Regions from separate parts of the Homo sapiens genome. Here all the other regions are linked to region 3. The links are chromatin loops, found by intact Hi-C in ENCODE. Cell type or tissue: Caco-2. All regions are shown on one strand.

Region 1 (2,500 bases), 64 kb before region 3:
CAGGAAGAATGACGTACACAGACAACTGGAGAGTGAGTAAGGTGGAGAGAAGCTTCATTGAGCGACAGCTCTCAGGAGACCCAAAGTGGGTACCGCAGGCATGTCATCCCGAGTGTCCAGCTCTCAGCAGAGGAGACTGACAGTGGATAGCTCCTTTCCATAGGCAGGTTGTCCTGATGAGTCAAGGAGACCCGACATGGGTAGCTCCCTCCTGCTGCTGGTAGTCCTGGTGAGTCAAAGAGACCTGAAGTGGGTAGTTCTTTCCCGCATCTGGTGGTCCTCACATCTGTCTGAGTCTGACTCAGTCTGTTCTTTTTATGGGCTCAGAAGGGAGAAAGTGTGTGCTGATTGGTCCATGGGTAGCCATGGGTGGGCCCAGAAAAAGCACCATAATTTCTCAGTCCAGGTCACAGATTTCACCCAGAACTAGCAGTCCAGCCCACAGGCTTCAGGCTGGCCCTGGCTTGAAAGTGGGGTTTCACCAGGGACCCGCCCCTTTCCACCCAGGAACCTGTCTGCCTCCAGCTATAAACATGCCATTCATGGCACCCAGGCTGTTTGCACCAAGGGACACCTGCAGCCCCATGCAGAGCTGCCCTTAGTGCCCCCAGGCCTCCCTTCTGCACTAGTCAGTGACCAAAGTCCTGTGGGGGCCCAGGTGGCAAGGGGGGCTGCTGTGTCAGCACTGCCCTGAGCATGCACACACTCAGCAAGCTTGCAACAGTGCCCGGACTTGACCACAACTTTGCTCCAAAATCAAAGTGGACACTGGGAGCAGGGAGAGGCCGGGGAGTGGGAGCAGGCACTTTTGAGCTTGCAGGGGCTGGGGGGCTTCCTGGGCCCCGGAGAAAACAGGGATGCTGAGGTCTGGAGACATGGCTGGGTGGTTGTGGCTGGCGTGGGAGCATGGGGCTCCTGCCCTGTCAACTCGGTAAGGGGGCAGGGCTCCTGCCTCTTCCTGGCTCCCTCTGGACCCAGAGCACACGACCCAGCCGCAGCTCACTGGCTGCAGCCAGCCTCTTCACAGCAGCTCCTCCAGATAGGCTGCTGCTGCCATCAATATGGCTGAACGAAACTGGCAACTTCAGGTCTCTCGGATTACTTCCCCTTCTCTTAACCCTTTGTCTCTTTCAAAGCACAGAATGAGGCTGTTCTCTTCAGTTCCCTTTTCTACCTGGAAATCCCCCAGAACAAACACAATTGCCTTCCTTGTCCTCCCTGAAATCTCATTATCTATCTCAGACAACTGAGGAATACAACCACACCTGGATGGACCTGTTACAAGATAGTGCCTGCCTCTCAGGCTCATTCGAATTTCAAAGAGAATCATTTACAAGTTAATTTCTGTACCCTGGGCCTACTCATTGTCCCTAATAATCATTCACTGCTCCTCAAAGAGTTGTCTACATTCCCCATCTTCCATCCCCTATGAGGAAGGGTATATAAGCTTTTATACTCCATTTGCTTATTGGGTAATCATTATCTTACCCTGTGATTCTCCCCATGCAATGCACATTAAAATAAATTTTGTATGCCTTTTCCCCTATTAATTTGCCTTTTGTCAACTGGTTGTCAGCAAAACTGCAGAGGGGGACATGGATATTTTTCCTTGGTCCCTACCACTAACTTGCTAAAATTTGTTTTATCAGAAAGAATCTGAATATATGCAAATGAAATCTCATCAATGATTATGGGTGTTCACTAGTCTAAATATGATTGTTTACTATATAATATAGCTGCAATAGCATACTCATTTGAAATAAAATATTTAACATGTTGAAGTAGAATAGAACAATACTATAAAGTTAAATAATTTAATTTTCATAAGTGCAAGAGCTTGAGGAAAGCAGGCTTAATTGGAAATTATGGAAATTTTCTAAGATTTTGAAGAGATGTGGTGGTGAAAGATGCTGGCTTTCCTTTTAGCTGTCACTTCAAAATATATAGCTCCCTCTTACCTATCTGCAGATGTAGTACTAGATCTAACACTAAGAAGCCACAATTAAAGTCATAAAATGAACCAAAAGATGCTAGAGATGGACTGAGAGAGAAAGCTGAAATAGGGCAGAGAGAGGGAGAAAAGCAGAGGCAGGTGATTGATTTCCTGATGAAACTGATGAGAGGAAACCACAGGCAAGTCTTAAAGTGGGTGTAAGTCTGTGTGAGAAATGTTGATGAAAAAAGCCAAACTTTGTAAAATATTTAAAGAGGTTTATTCTGAGATAAATGTGAGTGACCACGGGCCAAGGCACAGTCTCAAGAGCTCCTGACACCATGTGCCCAAAATGGTTGGGTTACAGCTTGGTTTTATACATTTTAGAGAGATGTAATTCACCAATCAATACATGTGAGGTATATATTGGTTCAGCCCAGAAAGGTGGGACAACTCGAAGCACAGGTTCTGAGGTGCTTACAGGTCATAGGTAGATTCAAAGATTTCCTGACCTGCAATGGGTTGAGAGTTAAGTTATTACCTAAAGACCTGGAATCAATAGAAAGG
Region 2 (2,500 bases), 110 kb after region 3:
AACCCTCAGGCCACAGAGCGGTAGCATTAGGAACAAGACCACACAGGAGGAGGTAAGCAGTGGGTGAGCATTACCACCTGAGTTCTGCCTCCTGTCAGATCAGTGGTGGCATTAGATTCTCATAGGAGTGTAAACCCTGTTGTCAGCTGTGTATGTGAGTGATCTAGGTTGCACGTTCCTTATGATCTGAGGTAGAACAGTTTCATCCTAAAACCATCTCCCCAATGTAGTTGTTCGTGGAAAAATTGTCTTCCACAAAACCAGTCCTTCATGCCAAAAAGGTTGGAGACTTCTGCTCTAGAAGACAGTCTGTGAACAGAGATGGAATGCTATGCCATATGCATCCAGATTAGTGAGTACAATCTTAAACCATACAACATAATCAAGGAATTTACAATCAGTGGAAAAAGGCTTATTCTTTTGAATTAATTCTTCATTACAAGAAAATGAACAAACCAAGTGATATTGGCAAATGATTTCAGAGAGAAGTCGATGTCGACCAAAATAATCTCACAAGAACTTTGTAGATGTCTTAAGCCAGTCTTGAATGATGGGTAAGTTGAGGATGGGTTATAGCAGATGAAACCATAGAACTATTTTCCTCTCTTTTTCATGATCTATATATCCCCTAGGATTCTTCATGAAATATAATACTTTATGGTCAAATACATTTCAGAAACACTTTTACTCTTCCCTAATTAATAATCTCCATGAAATTTGGAATATTTTAATTTACAAAATATCCCAGAGAAAATTAACTTTTTCATCTTTAATGTAGTAGTTACTTAATATGTTTGTTTATGCAACCTGCTCCTCCTATTAACTAGTTCTGAGAAACTTTGGAAAAAGCTTCTCTACACTAGATAGCAGAAGCTGTGCAATTAGAAAGAAAAGCTCATAAGAGAAAATAAATTGTAGAGTAAGACAAAACAACTCGTTCAACACATATTTTACCTGGGCCACCTGAATTTTCATTGCCTGAGTCTTATCACTGGCTTTAAAGAAAAAGTGATCAATTCCTTCTGCGGTTTATCATCTTCCCCATTATGAGTTAATGACAAATGAGCCCCTGTGCTTAGGAATGTTATCTCAAATTTTGAACTATAACATTTTACAAGCAGCCATAGTCAAATACTGCAAATGTCTCAAACAAGGCAGCTAGTCTAATGGTAGAGATTAATGTCATTTCCTTATGTCTGGAAATCATTTAATGATGACCCTAAAACTCCAGAGGAAAAAACTTTATTGGATACTGTTAACAATTGGCATAGCAGTAAAACTCCAAGGGGGGTCTTAATTAAGGATACATGCAACTCTCATATCTCTGGAAAAGTTTTGCAGCCAGAAACTTCAAGTGAAGGATTCTTAGGAATACTCAAGTATCAGGCAATCATTCAGTTGAGATCTTAAAATCAAGTGGACAATGGCATGGGGTAGATAGCATCCACCCAATACTGACAAAACAAGATCCAGATGACCAAACACAATGATTTGTAAGGCTTATCTTCTAGATTTGTAAATTTATCTTTCTTCTGTGTTGACTTATGGTTTTAGCATGTTAATAGACACCTGTTATTTTTTAACTATGATAGCTATAAAGATCCTATCCTTAATTTGCTTTGTGAACCCTCAGTCATACCGTGGTTTAAATTGCACACCTGATTTCAGTTTGCTCATGATTTTGCTAAAACATGCAACCAAACCCACTATTGGTTTTGTACTCATATTCTTTTGCTAACAATGGAGTTTATAACTCTTTAACATCACATACATAGAAATGAAGATTACGATTTCTACATGAACAGCACTATGGTACCTTTTGTAGGAGCTAAATTTTGAAAGCAAACTCACACAGAAGTAGAGCCCGAGAACAGATTCAAATGCTCTTTCAATTTTACAGACAGTACAAGGAAGGCTCACTACCTAGGCTCAATCCCTAGCTCCTTTGATTTAGATATACCCAATGAGATCTCTTCTCCAAATTTTATCACTTGACACTAGAACACAAATTTGATGAGTGGGTGCAAAATATTATAATACTATTCAATAATTGCATAGGGTTCTTTTCATCCAAAAATTACCAGTTGGTCAATAGTTAATATACTTGCTTTGCAACACAAAAAGCTATTAGCTACTAATAACAGGGTAGGTAGGGATGGATATCTATAATCAGGGTGATTCCTGATATAAGCTAGGGCATATTTTGGCCTTTCATATTCCTGTCTATGGAAAAATGAGATCCAAAAGTAATTTAATTAAACAATTATAAAAAATGAGCCACACAACTTATTTGCAATAACTTTAACGCCGTAAGGGAAATTTTGCTCTGCTTTCTTTTGCCCCAAAGTCGCTTCATTTTATGCTTTACAAGAAGCCTGAAAATTAGGATAATATATCAGGAAATGGTAAAAGTACTAACAATGTTACTAATACAATAACATTTCTTGCCTAAGAGGTTCATGCATTTGTAAAGTTGGCAATTTAAAATAAATTTTCTTTC
Region 3 (2,500 bases):
TTTATGCTCAAAGCTCATGGCCACTTTTCCTGAGCTCTCCATCTACCGGATTTAACCATGCTTACCGGTGGGATGGAAACTTCCCTTGCCCCTGCCGTGCACCCACTGACCACTAAATGGGGCACAAGGACTGTTTGATTTATTGTGGTCCTTCTGCCAATGTGTCCTACCTGTTCCAGAGTGGCAAGTCCTGGGTCTGGGGTGCCACTGATGTTTGCATACTAAGGCCCAATTTATGAGAGCCTGGCCATGGGAATCTCTGAATTAGTGACAGGAGGCTTAATTAGCTTAAAGGTGGTGGTGGATGTCCTCTAGGCCAGGACCAAGAGAACAGCTGCTGTACTTTAGCCCTCTGTCTCCACTTGCCATCAAAGGAGTAAGCCCCTCTCTTAAGGTGGTACTAGTATCCTGTGTCCCAACTGACTATATTTTCTTCCATCCAATACCAATTATTGAATGGTTGAAACAGCAATTCAATGGCTCTAAGACCCGTGCCTATGCACCACAGATTGTACTCGAGAGGCCCCAAGGAACGGGAAAGTTTATTTGGGGAGCAATGGAAAAAATGCCCTAAGGCTTCTACTATCCACATGAAAATTACAGACCTGTCTTTAAATTGTCCTGATGTGGGGGACCATACACTATGGTGGGGAACTGGCCCTTCAAAATAGTCATCAAATGGTGACACCTGTCTAAACCCTGGAGGGCACCATGAACAGGGATCTTCTGGGCACCACCCCAAGAATTTAAGACTTCTAAACAGGAAATCTTGATCCTGCCTAGAGGGAATAATTTTGCTTTCAAGGTGAGGAAAGAAGTTTAACTGGCAGACAATAGGGCCCAGGAAGCGGGAGTCAGATGTGGCTGTCTCACGCCCAGTAATCCATGCAGTGGGAGCCTCTGGCGGGGCCATGGTCTCAACCAAGATATCTGGGAGACCAAGACGTCTGCTGATCACTCCCAGGTGTACTTCGGGACCACCATGAAAAGCAAAAGAGTTAGAACTGGTTTCGGACAAACCAATGCTCCTGACCCCAAAGGGTCGGGGGTTGTCAGAGAACCCTTTCCAAGACAGCCTTGACACCTGTGTCTTTAGTCTGGTCGCTGTGCTATTCACCTTTAAGTCGCAGACAGGTGCCCAGTATTTAGCCTCCTAATTCTAAGGAAGGACAGGACAGAATAGCAAGTGAAAGAGGTCCAATTGTACTCACTGCATGATGATCTAGATACCTTTTCTGGAGTCTCCTGTCTGGCTCGCCAAGATGTAACACCTGAGGTTCTTGCCAAGCCACACCAAAGAAATGGTGTGGAAGCTGACCACAGTGAGTGAAAGAGACATGGACTGAGAGTGAGAAAAAGCTGCAGGCTTTATTGAGCAGAGTGAAAGTACAAAGCTTCCACAGTGTGGAAACAGTCTTGAATGGGTAGCCACGGTTGGTTTTGGGTGATTGCCTTTTAAACTCTTTAAGGCGGGAGATACGTGAGGCAGGAAGCTTGTTACAGGAGCGAGATCAACAAAGGCAGTAAATTATTTTGTGACATGTCTTAGATTTTGAGGAAAACCGGAATTGCAACTTAGGTTTTATCTACTTTAGGACCTTACAGCAGCATGGCAAAGGAGACAGGATCTCACAGGAGTTTACAAAGTATGTTTACAAGGAATTGGAATTGGGAGTATAGATAAGGTCCACTGGTCACAGAAAAACAGGCAGTTAACATTCCTTTTACTTTAGTTTCAGGGGCGGGGGAAGGGAGAGAGGGAGAGAGGACACAGGGAAACTTACAGCAAATTTTTCACTGTTTATAGCTTTCTTGGGGAAGAAAACACATGCACAAATCCTGGTGTTAGGAATATTTTAAGCATATATCTTCAGTATTATTCATCCAGGACTGAAGTAAGTCCTGATGCAGGAAATGAGTGAGTTTCACAGCTTTCTGAGCCCTTACTCAACCCAGGAAGCCCAGCTGGCCCCTCCTCTCACATCCATACTGTTGATTATGATTCAACAATAAAAAGAGGAAATAGGCCACAAAAAGACGTGAATAAATTATAAATGCATATTGAAGCCAGACTGAAGAAGCTACATACTTTACTATTAAACTATGACATTTTGGAAATGGCAAAACTATAGAAATAGTAAAAAGATTAGTATTTTTCTAGGAGTTCTAGGAGAGGGGCAGTGGACTGAATAGGTGAAGCATAGGAGATTTTTTTTCTAGAGTGGTAAAGCTAATCTGTATGATAATATAATGGTGTATAAACAACCCTATATATTTTCAAACTGTAGAACTTTACAACACAATGTAGGAGCCTTGATGGATGCAAATTTTAAAAGTAATTTCTGGTTAGGCACGGTGGCTCACGTCTATAACCCCAGCACTTTCGGACACCAAGGTGGATGGATCACCTGAGGTCAGGAGTTCAAGGCCAGCCTGAGCAATCTGGTGAAATCCTGTCTCTAATAAAAATACAAAAATTAGCCTGGCGTGGTGTTGGGCG

The links. Hi-C counts contacts between places; a loop is a spot of excess contacts. Peaks named below come from ENCODE experiments on the same cell type or tissue, not always from the same donor. Only the 100,000 strongest peaks of a DNase experiment are listed, where the experiment ranks them.
Region 1: a loop joins it to region 3, with 3 times the contacts of the local background. A loop is called at or near these places in 4 of 110 quality-filtered maps.
Region 2: a loop joins it to region 3, with 3 times the contacts of the local background. A loop is called at or near these places in 3 of 110 quality-filtered maps.

The regions. Positions count from the first base shown.
Region 1 is chr10:52,965,013-52,967,512 of GRCh38, forward strand. It overlaps LOC105378308 (a long non-coding RNA gene), which reads right to left and starts at 288. Exons shown (of 4, transcript XR_945968.3): 1 at 1-288. RefSeq lists enhancers at 1-32, 981-1,330, 1,083-1,607. In Caco-2, no CTCF peak of the experiment used is centred here; DNase peaks (open chromatin) are centred at 591 and 1,239.
Region 2 is chr10:53,141,499-53,143,998 of GRCh38, forward strand. No RefSeq gene overlaps it. Among named protein-coding and RNA genes, the nearest start is that of LINC02672, 110 kb to the left of the region's middle. In Caco-2, no CTCF peak of the experiment used is centred here; no DNase peak of the experiment used is centred here.
Region 3 is chr10:53,028,681-53,031,180 of GRCh38, forward strand. It overlaps LINC02672 (long intergenic non-protein coding RNA 2672), which reads right to left and starts at 1,430. Exons shown (of 5, transcript NR_186378.1): 1 at 1,231-1,430. RefSeq lists an enhancer at 1,027-1,526. In Caco-2, no CTCF peak of the experiment used is centred here; DNase peaks (open chromatin) are centred at 961 and 1,511; H3K4me3 peaks cover 2,022 bases.